Regions from separate parts of the Homo sapiens genome. Here region 1 is linked to region 2. A link is a contact called in ENCODE Hi-C or POLR2A ChIA-PET data. All regions are on one chromosome and are shown on one strand. Each heading gives the region's core, a stretch centred on a gene start or an enhancer-like site at or near the end of the contact. The rest is flanking DNA. Distances are from core to core; before and after follow the strand shown. Region 1 holds the start of TOP3B (DNA topoisomerase III beta). Region 2 holds the start of MAPK1 (mitogen-activated protein kinase 1).

Region 1 (5,417 bases), core at 641-3,140, 120 kb before region 2:
AAATACCATAAGTCAAAAACGTACTTTCGAGTCACAATATTTTCAACTTAAGATGGGTTTATGTGGATGTAGTTCCATCTGAAGTTGAGGAGCATCTGTATTGTAAAGACAGTAATGGCAGGATTTGTGGGTGGTCCAGGATGCTCCCAGGCTCTGTCCCTGAGCAACCAGGAAGATGGAGTTGCCATTTTGGAGACGAAGAACCTACCAAGGTGTGGGTTTGGAATCAGGAGTTCTGCTTTGAAAGTGAAGTCTCACCGTGACTCATAATTTGTGACATTTCCAAACCTTAATTTGCCTATAGAACTTTTCTTTTTCCAGAGCCTCTATCCAGACTACTTATTATTTATCAAAATAAATTAGATAAATAAATAACTTAATTTTAGAATTCATCTTCCAGATATACTTTACACAGATCATTCCAATAAAGGCAGGTTGGGGCCCGGGACAGTGGCTCACCCCTGTAATCCCAGCACTTTGGGAGGCCGAGGCAGGAGGATCACTTGAGGCCAGGAGTTTGAGACCAATCTGGGCAACATAGTGAGACCCTCCCCCTAGACCCCATCTCTACCAAAAAAAAAAAAATTAATTGGCTGGGCTTGGTGGCTGGCACCTGTGGTCCCAGCTACTGGGGAGGCTGAGGTGAGAGCATCGCCTGACGCCAGGAGATCGAGGCTGCAGTGAGCTGTGATCTCGCTACTGCGCTCCAGCCTGGGTGACAGAGTGAAACCCTGTCTTTAAAAAAAAAAAAAAAAAAACAGCAGGTTGGGAAAATCTACAAGGAACAAGGGCAATGTGTGTATGTTATTTAAAATAAGATCATAAAACGTATTTTAAACCTTCCATAATCCTAATGCTCTAACAAATAAATTAGTTGGCCGAGCGTGAAGAGTCACACCTGTAATCCCAGCATTTTGGGAGGCCGAGGGAGGCGGACCACCTAAGGTCAGGAGTTCAAGACTAGCCTGGTTAACACGGTGAAACCCCCGTCTCTACTAAAAATATAGAAATCTTTGGGAGGCCAAGGCGGGCGGATCACGAGGTCAGGAGATCGAGACCATCCTGGCTAACACGGTGAAGCCCCGTCTCTACTAAAAAAATACAAAAAATTAGCCCGCGTGGTGGCAAGCGCCTATAGTCCCAGCTACTTGGGAGGCTGAGGCGAGATCATCGCTTGAACCCGGGAGGCGGAGGTTGCAGTGAGCCGAGATTGCGCCACTGCACTTCAGCCTGGGCAACAGAGTGAGACTCCGCCTCAAAAAAAAAAAAAAAAATATATATATATATGTATACACACACATATATATACATACACATATAAATTAGCTGGGCGTGGTGGCGCACGCCTGTAATCCCAGCTATTTAGGAGGCTGAGGCAGGCGAATTGCTTGAACCTGGGAGGCGGAGGTTTCAGTGAGCCGAGATCACACCACTGCACTCCAGCCTGGGCGACAAGAGTAAAACTCTGTCTCAAAATAAATAAATAAATAAATAAATAAATAACTTAATTTTAGAATTCATCTTCCAAATATATTTTACACAGATCATTCATTCATTCCACAGATTTTTTTACAGCATCGAAAAGAAGCCTGCTATACACACATCGGTACATTTTTATTATTTTAATTATTAACAGCATAAATGTTTTCATGCCAGTTTTCATAATCATTGTAATGATAATTGTCATGATTGTCTCTCCGTGGCGGGGAAGAATCTGGGTGCAGGGCTTGGGGATCCCTGCGGTCCGCGGCGTGCAAGTGCCACTCCCTGGGGTGCTCCCGGAATCCGCGAGCCACGGAACCTAAGAACGCCGACCCGCCGGAGCCGGAGGGCAGACGCTGGCACACCGGACGCGGGGACGCCAGAAGCGGCTGGACCCGGAAATAGGGGTTGTCGGTAGCCGCCCCGGGAACAAGGACCGGAGCTGGATCCGCGGTGCGGCTGTGGGTGAGCGGCGGGCTGCGGGACCCTCGCCCGGCGGCTCAGAAAGGCGGGAAGCGCACGCATTTTTCTGGCTTGTTTCCTGAACGTTGGCCGGCGGAGGACCCGCGAGCTCGGGAGAGCGCCCGGGCCGGGCTCTGCATTCTTGTTGCCTCTTCCCTGGCGGGGGTGATACTCTCCCGCGGGGCTTGCTGTGGGGGTTCAGGGAGGTGGAGATGGGCCCGCCATGTGCCTGCAGGGAGCAGGCGCTGTGGTTAATACTTTTCTTCTTCGAACCCTCCCACAGCTCTTTAGGGTGAGATCTGCTGTACCAGTCTCACAGGTAGGGAAACTGAGGCTCAGGGAAGCTGTGCAGCCACCGGGGCCCAGATCGGTGCGGTACACACCCAGGCAGCTTCCACTCGCCGCCCCCTAGGCCCTGGCTGGGTTTTGAGGGCACCCAGGTTCTCTGACCTGTTATCTGTAAATGAAGTAGGGTACTTTTGTGAACAAATTAGCTGGAATCCAGGGGCAATAATTTCTCGCAGAAGTGAAAGGTAAGATGTTCCTAGTCTTGCCTTTTTATCTTCTCACCTTTTGAAACAGGACCTGAGAGGCCAGCCTAACTTGGGCTTGATGGCCAGCCAGTCCTGGGATTCTTTTGCCAAGGTCACCTGACACTAGTGTGACTTGTTCTGAACCTCCATTTACTCACAGTTTTAAAAAATTACAACACCTGCCTTATGGGGTTGCTGGCGAGATTGAATAGTGTTGATAGCTATGGTGTGCCTACTACAAAGGAGGAGCTTAAGAAATGGTTGTTTCCCTCTTTTCCTGATTCTAGAAGCATTTGGTAAAGTTACTGAGGTGGTAAATCCTAGGAATTTTAATGCTATTCAGACCACTGCTAGGCCTACTCCCAGGCCACATCTGCTTGTTTCTTTTTTTGTTTGTTTTGTTGCAGGCAGAGTCTCACTCTGTCACCCAGGCTGGAGTGCAGTGGCGCGATCTCAGCTCACTGCAACCTCCGCCCCCGGGTTCAAGTGATTCTCCTGCCTCAGCCTCCTGAGTAGCTGGGATTACAGGCATGCGCCACCACGCCCAGCTAATTTTTGTATTTTTAGTAGAGACCAGGCTTCACCATGTTGGCCAGGCTGGTCTTGAACTGCTGACCTCGGGTGATCCACCTGCCTCAGCCTCGCAAAGTATTTGCTCACTGTCTATTTACCGTGAGAATGCACAAAGCAAAACCCGTGTTCTCCTGCTGCTTACTTACTTTCTAGGAGCTGTAAGACAAGAGCTGAATAAGTAGATGGAAGCTGTACCAAGTGTAGTGATGAGTGCTACAAGGAAGCAAAGCTGGGCTGCTGTTCCATCAGAGTGCTCACAGAGGCAGGACAGGATCAGGCTTGGGGCACGGGTTCTAGAACAACCAAGTCCAGCCACTGGAGCTCTGGTCTCTCTGACCCCACAGTCCCAGTCTAGGCCAATAAAATGGCAGCACCTATTAGCATCCCTGCCTAGGATGCTGGCAGGACTGCCTGGTCCCTGGTGTGTCCTCATTATGTCATACATAATTGCTGACTACTCTGTGGCATAGACATGAGAAAATCTGAGGAAACATTTTAGGACAAAATTTCCTACTTTGGAAGAGATGGGAAACTCAGACCCTCACAGAACAATGCCCCTCTGCTGCGAGTTTTCCCTTTTGGCCTCTGGCTTCCCAGGGTGAGAGAAGGGGAGTCCCTAAATCTCTTTTAAACCTCACTTCTGGGCCTCTGATTTTGGTAGAATCAAAACTTCCCCAGAACGGAGAGCAGAGGCCAGTCATAATCACCTTGGTTGTTCATTCATTCCCTCAGCAGGCATTTAGTGCATGCTGGGTGCCAGAAATATGGCAATGAACCTGACAATTGTGGGAGAGACAGACTGCTGACGCCAGATGCAGTCTTCAGGAGGGGAGGGGCAGGGGTCAGAGCAAGTAGACTAAGGGGGAAAAGTGGCCTAGGCCGAAGCCTGCTGGCGCACAGGGAGGAAAGGTGGGTGCGCAGCAGAGCCTTGGGAGATGCAGCTGGAGCTGTCATGGGCCAGAGAGCTCATCTGCAGACAGTGTCGTCATTCCACAAGGCCTCGGCTCTTTCACTGTGGGATGGTTGTACATTTAAGGGGAACATCCACTTACTTATTTTGAGGAAAAAAGCAAATTGTCATTTTATTTGGGACAGCTTTCTGGTCAAGATTACTGATTTCACTGTAGTCCTGTGATCTCTTAAGTGGGGAACAAGGTTGACAGCCCAAGGCCGACCTTGGACCTCTTCCCCTGCACAGCATGATGAGCAGCAGAAGCCCCTTTAGTGAGGGAGTTCCTTTGGCATCCTTTCTGAACAATGCCCTTTACAACCCTCCTTTATTTTTCTGGTTTTATTGTAAAGTCCCTTGTCTTAGTTCTTGTCCCTCAGTCACCTGTGTCCAGGCGCTAAATGTAAAAGGTGCAAAAGGGAATGTGGTGAGGAGGCACCCCCAGCCCTGACCTCCAGGCCCTAACACCCACTCCAGGTGATTGCTTGGACTGTTTGTTTTGCGTTCCATCCAGACATATCGCCTCTTCATAATCAAGTGCACACGTGTGCACACATATGTGTGATCACAGATGGCAGTGCTCTCTACACACCGTTACATGCCCAGCTTTCTTAGCATGATTTATTTCAGTGATCTGATCCACGTTAGTATGTACCAAGCAGATGCTTTCCTTTGTAATGCTGCCAGGTGCTCTACTGTAGAGAATGCCATGCTTTTTTTTTTTTTTTTTTTTTTTGGAGATGGAGTCTCACTCTGTCGCCCAGGCTGGAGTGCAGTGGCGCAATCTCGGCTCACTGCAAGCTCCGCTTCCCGGGTTCACACCATTCTCCTGCCTCAGCCTCCCGAGTAGCTGGGACTACAGGCGCCTGCCACCATGCCCAGCTAATTTTTAGTATTTTTAGTAGAGACGGGGTTTCACCACGTTAGTCAGGATGGTCTTGATCTCCTGACCTCGTGATCTGCCCACCTTGGCCTCCCAAAGTGCTGGGATTACAGGCGTGAGCCACCGCGCCCGGCCAGAGAATGCCATGCTTTTATTTAACCACCTCCCTGTTGACAGACACCAGCTTGTTTCTAACCTTTTATCATGATTGATAATGCTGCAGAGAACTCCCCAGTGATGTGGTTCATCACAGGCACCACCGTGCCCAGCCTGAGGCCACTCCAGCGCTGCCCTGTCCTACCTCCTGGGGACTCAGAGTCCACATGGACAGTCTTGTCAGGGCCCACCACTGACTCCTGTGAGTCTCCCCAGGTGACTTCACTCTCTACCTGTCTCACAGCCCTTGCCCTCCCTGGGTCAGCATGCCACCACCCAGGCCCCTCTGTAATTCCTGTTTGAGCCTCCCACCCTCTGGGAGTTGCTTCTTTGACTCCCACTTCCTGCTCTTGTGCCTCACTTCCTGGACCCCACAGAG
Region 2 (5,262 bases), core at 2,763-5,262:
GACAGGGTTTTGTCATGTTGGCCAGGCTTATCTCAAACTCCTGACCTCAGGTGATCCGCCCACCTCGGCCTCCCAAAGTGCTGAATTATGGGCGTGGGCCACCGCGCCTGGCCCCCGTCTCCTTTTATATATAATTTTCCAAAAAAAAAAAAAAAAAAAAAAGATCTAGGAGGAATTAAGGCACTGGAGTGAATGAAATCATCTATGAAGGGTCAAAATCTACCCCTTCAAAGTGTTGTCAATCTTGTTCTATTTTCCTTTGTCTTTTAAGTGTTGCAGAGGAGAAATCTGAAGAAAGCCAGTTTTTAGCTTTTTTTTTGAGATGGAGTCTCGTTCTTGCCACCATCTATGAATCTATGAAGGGTCGAAACCTACCCCTTCAAAGTGTTGTCAATCTTGTTCTATTTTCCTTTGGCTTTTAAGTGTTGCAGAGGAAAAATCTGAATAAAGCCAGTTTTTAGCTTTTTTTTTTTTTAAATGGAGTCTCGTTCTTATCACCCAGACTGGAGTGCAATGGTGCAATCTCGGCTCACTGCAACCTATGCCTTCCGGGTTCAAGCGATTCTCCTGCCTTAGCCTCCCAAGTAGCTAGGATTACAGGTGCCAGCCATCATGCTCGGCTAATTTTTGTATTTTCAGTAGAGACAAGGTTTTACCACGTTGGCCAGGCTGGTCTCGAACTCCTGACCTCAGGTGATCCACCCGCCTCAGCCTCCCAAAGTGCTGGGATTACAGGTGTGAGCCACCTCGCCCAGCCATCTTTTTTTCCCCCGGAGACGGAATCTCACTCTGTTGCCCAGACTGGAGTGCAGTGGCACGATCTCGGCTCACTGCAACCTCCACCTCCTGGATTCAAGCAATTCTCCTGCCTCAGCCTCCCAAGAAGCTGGAATTACAGGCACACACCACCACACCCAGCTAATTTTTGTATTTTTAGAAGAGATGGGGTTTCGCCATGTTGGCCAGGCTGGTCTAGAACTCCTGACCTCATGATCCGCCCGCCTCGGCCTCCCAAAGTGCTGGGATTACAGGCACGAGCCACCGTGCCTGCTGGCCAGCTTTTTTATAAATAACATTTTTTTCCCTAATTGGGTCTATTAGTGTCTGTTCTTTATCCCTGAAACTTAATGATTTTCCCAGATTATGTGTTGTTGGTTTCTTCTTAATTTTTCTCAATCTCAGTGAACCCACTCTATTTCCCACCTCCACCTCAGACCTTTTTGCAACCTAAGGAAACTTTTCTCCTATTGTAATTTTGATTATTCGCTCTAACCGATTTGCTCTGTCTTCCTGTGGGGATGCCTAGAGTTAGAATCCCTAGATGCTGTCCATCCCCATTATCTTCTCTTACAGGATTCCATCACTTTGTTCTATATTCTTGAAAATTTTCTCATGTTTATCTTCTATATTGCTGATGTACTCTTCTGCATCAAGTCTACTTTTTTTTTTTTTTTTTTTGAGACGGAGTCTTGCTCTGTCACCCAGGTTGGAGTGCAGTGGCGTGACCTCGGCTCACTGCAAGCTCCGCCTCCCGGGTTGACGCCATTCTCCTGTCTCAGCCTCCGGAGTAGGTGGGACTACAGGCACTCGCCACCACGCCCGGCTAATTTTTTTTTTTTTTTTTTTTGTATTTTTAGTAGAGACGAGGTTTCACCATGTTAGCCAGGATGGTCTCGATCTCCTGACCTTGTGATCCGCCCATCTCGGCCTCCCAAAGTGCTGGGATTACAAGCGTGAGCCACCGCACCCGGCCTCTTTTTTTTTTTTTTTTTTGAGACGGAGTCTCACTCTGTGGCCCAGGCTGGAGTGCAGTGGCGCGATCTCAGCTCACTGTAACCTCTGCCTCCCGAGTTCAAGCAATTCTCCTGCCTCAGCCTCCCGAGTAGCTGGGACTACAGGCACACCGGCAGGCCCAGCTAATTTTTTGTATCTTAGTAGAGACGGGGTTTCACCATGTTGCCCAGGCTGGTCCCCAGTTTCTGAGCTTGGGCAATCTGCCCTCCTCCGCCTCCCAAAGTGCTGGGATTACAGGCGTGAGCCACCGCGCCCGGCCGGTTATTGTGGTTTTAATTTCATGGTACTCCATTTATCTTGGCCTGTTTTTTAAAAAAATATGCAATGTCCTCTTTTGAGAATAAGAATTAGGTATTTTCTTTTTATTATTATTATTATACTTTAAGTTTTAGGGTACATGTGCACAATGTGCTGGTTAGTTACATATGTATACATGTGCCATGCTGGTGTGCTGCACCCATTAACTCAAGAATTAGGTATTTTCTAAAATTGGGTCCTGCTTCATGGGCTAAATATATTTTGAAGGAGTAAATTTTGGCTGGAGCAGTTTATTCCTTTTCTCATGTGTCACATCCTTTTTCCCCCACAGGATTTTTTGTTTGTTTGTTTCTCTGTTTTAGAGACAGGGTATTGCTGTGTTGCCCAGGCTAGTCTTGAATTCTTGGGCCCAAGTTGGGATTACAGGCGTGAGCCACCACACCAGCTTCCACCAGAGAGTTAAACAAACAAACAAACAAAAAACTTTGTTTATTCTCCTTTGAGATTGACTAATTAATCTTTGTTGATGTCTAGAAGTCAAGAGTTGATGGTTTTAAACTTGGAAGAGTTGAACAAAGAGGATATAGGGTCTGCCGCTCTTCCTTCTCCCTCCAAACATGGCAGGGGAAAAGGTTCAGAAGCAGTGCCTGGGTCATTGTCCGTCTCGTTGTCTTAGCTTTCCTTGGTATCCACCTGCTTCAGGACTCTAATTTTTATTTTTTCAACCTCTGTTGTTTGTGACTGTTTCTTAACCTGGTGTGTCTCTTTTTCTCTAAACCTCGATGTTTTGGTTTTAGTGACTCTATCTTTGCATTTCTATTTCATTACCTGCTCTGTCAGCATTTCTGCCTATCTGTACCAATCTCGGTCTGTCTCTGAACGCAAATGTATCTCTCATGTGTTTCGACCCACCACCCCCTAATCCCTTACTCTCTGCTTTGTCCTCCTGCCTCAGCCTCCCAAGTAGCTGGGATGACAGGCGCCCACCACTGCGCCCGGCTAATTTTTGTATTTTTAGTAGAGACAGGGTTTCGCCATGTTGGCCAGGCTGGTCTTGAACTCCTGACCTCGTGATCCGCCCGCCTCGGCCTCCCAAAGTGCTAGGATTACAGGCGTGAGCCACCTCGCCCGGACTTAATTTTTGTATTTTTAGTAGAGACCTGGTCTCAAACTCCTGACCTCAAGTGATCCGCCCGCCTCGGCCTCCCAAAGTGCTGGGATGATAGGCGTGAGACACCGCGCCCTCCCTTCTGCTTTGTACTTCTTCATCGTACTTATCACAACTTGAGCATTACACGTATTTGTCTGTCTCCTCTCTCTAAAAGGTAACTTCTATAAGGGTGGATCCCCAGGAACATGGAGTGTGCTCAACAAACATCTGAACTAACCTGATTGGCGTATCCTCTCAGTGTCTCCTTTTAGTCTCGACAATTGTGTTTCACACTTTCTCAGTATGCAAATATCTTTCTCGGTCTGGGTCATGCCTTTCGGTTTCTGCCCCAGTGCAGAGGCCTCTAAGTTTATCAGCGTGTGGACCACAGATTCGCAGAGGCCTGAGCTGCGGCGCTGCCGGGATATGGCGCGTCGTCGGGCCTCAAGCACAGCCCGGGGTCCCTCGCTGGCTCTGTTCGGACCCTGCTCGGTCGCTCGCCTGGGCCCCAGCCATCTCTCACTTCAGCCCATGAGTTCTGCCCCACGTCTGTCTCCCTGGGTGTCTTAAGAGACGCGACCCGCACCGACGCCCCCGCGAATGCACCGCGAATGCACGTGACCGCGCCTAGTGGCGCCCCCTCAGTCAACGCCGTCGCAGTGCCCCTCCCGAAGCCCGCCGCTTCCGCCGGCCCGCGCGGCCCCGCCCCCAGCCGCGAGGAACCAATCCGCATGCACACTTCTTGTCCCCGCCCCGGCACCCTCCTCGGCGCGCGCCCCTCCCTCCGCCCGCCCGCCGGCCCGCCCGTCAGTCTGGCAGGCAGGCAGGCAATCGGTCCGAGTGGCTGTCGGCTCTTCAGCTCTCCCGCTCGGCGTCTTCCTTCCTCCTCCCGGTCAGCGTCGGCGGCTGCACCGGCGGCGGCGCAGTCCCTGCGGGAGGGGCGACAAGAGCTGAGCGGCGGCCGCCGAGCGTCGAGCTCAGCGCGGCGGAGGCGGCGGCGGCCCGGCAGCCAACATGGCGGCGGCGGCGGCGGCGGGCGCGGGCCCGGAGATGGTCCGCGGGCAGGTGTTCGACGTGGGGCCGCGCTACACCAACCTCTCGTACATCGGCGAGGGCGCCTACGGCATGGTGTGGTGAGTGTCCGCGACCGGCCACGCCCGGCCCCCCCACCGCCCGGGGCCGCAGCGGACGCAGCCTCGGCCTCGCCCGCGCCTCGGCCTCAGGCGCCGCGGCGACCTCGAACCCGGACTTCACCGCGGTCCGCGCGCCAGGGCTCGGGCGCGGCCCCGGGCCGGTTGAGGTTTAGGTGTTGTTGCTCGCGGTTCCCGGGCCTTCGGTCGCTCGGGAAGGGGCTCAGGGAGTGGCGCGGGGGGCGTAGGCCGGTACTAGTGGACCCTTGGCCCCGGGCGCAGCGCGGCCTTTAAAGTCTGGACCCTCGGGAAGGCAACGGAAGGGTCCCCACCCCTCAATTTGCTAGTATCATGGCCTTCTTTTGGACTTTCGATTGTAAAACTGTGAATTCCATCAGATGCTTGTCGGTGTTGGCGGCGGTGGCTGCTGAGGTCCTGAAAGCGTTTTGCCTCCGCGTGTGTGCAGAACACCGAAATAATCGTTTTTCTCTCTTCGCCTCTGTTTGCAGCCAACGGCTTTCATTAAATATCCTCAGCGGTGCTAATGGTGGTCTCCGCGCAGGCTTTCTAAAATGGATTACTGACGCCAGTGTTGGTGGCATATTTCCGTCTTGAAGTTTTTACTTCTAAGTGGATTTTAATATCGTACTGCTGGCGTTTCAGGAAGGATAAACTAACATTACTCTCTTGATTTGTTAAAGATCCGTTTAGAGTTGGGCCTAATTTGACTTTTTTTTTAGCCCCCAAGTGAGCTCTTTTACCAGCATAAATGCTCCCAGATGTTTTAGCCCAATTGCTATGGACTCCTGTTAATGATTTAGTGGTCATTATGTATGCAGCCTTAATGGAGTTCTTGCAGAATCACACGTAGACTCCCTCATCTTGATTCAGGTCCCTTAGAAAAGTGAAATGATAGTGACGGTTTTTTTT

What was found. Hi-C counts contacts between places; a loop is a spot of excess contacts on that map. ChIA-PET counts read pairs that join two places held with the same protein, here RNA polymerase II (POLR2A). Pooled maps may share reads with other maps.
Region 1: a pooled map shows a loop between it and region 2 (5-fold over the local background). The contact joins the promoter of TOP3B here to the promoter of MAPK1 in region 2. A Hi-C loop is called at or near these places in 7 of 50 pooled maps. POLR2A ChIA-PET finds 5 or more read pairs at or near these places in 3 of 52 experiments (A549, RWPE1 and WTC11).

The regions. Positions count from the first base shown.
Region 1 is chr22:21,979,260-21,984,676 of GRCh38, reverse strand. TOP3B (DNA topoisomerase III beta) reads left to right here and starts at 1,890. Exons shown (of 18, transcript NM_001282112.2): 1 at 1,890-1,947. RefSeq lists enhancers at 1,711-2,005, 1,503-2,489.
Region 2 is chr22:21,866,395-21,871,656 of GRCh38, reverse strand. MAPK1 (mitogen-activated protein kinase 1) reads left to right here and starts at 4,012. Exons shown (of 9, transcript NM_002745.5): 1 at 4,012-4,335. The coding sequence starts at 4,217. RefSeq lists a silencer at 3,842-4,081.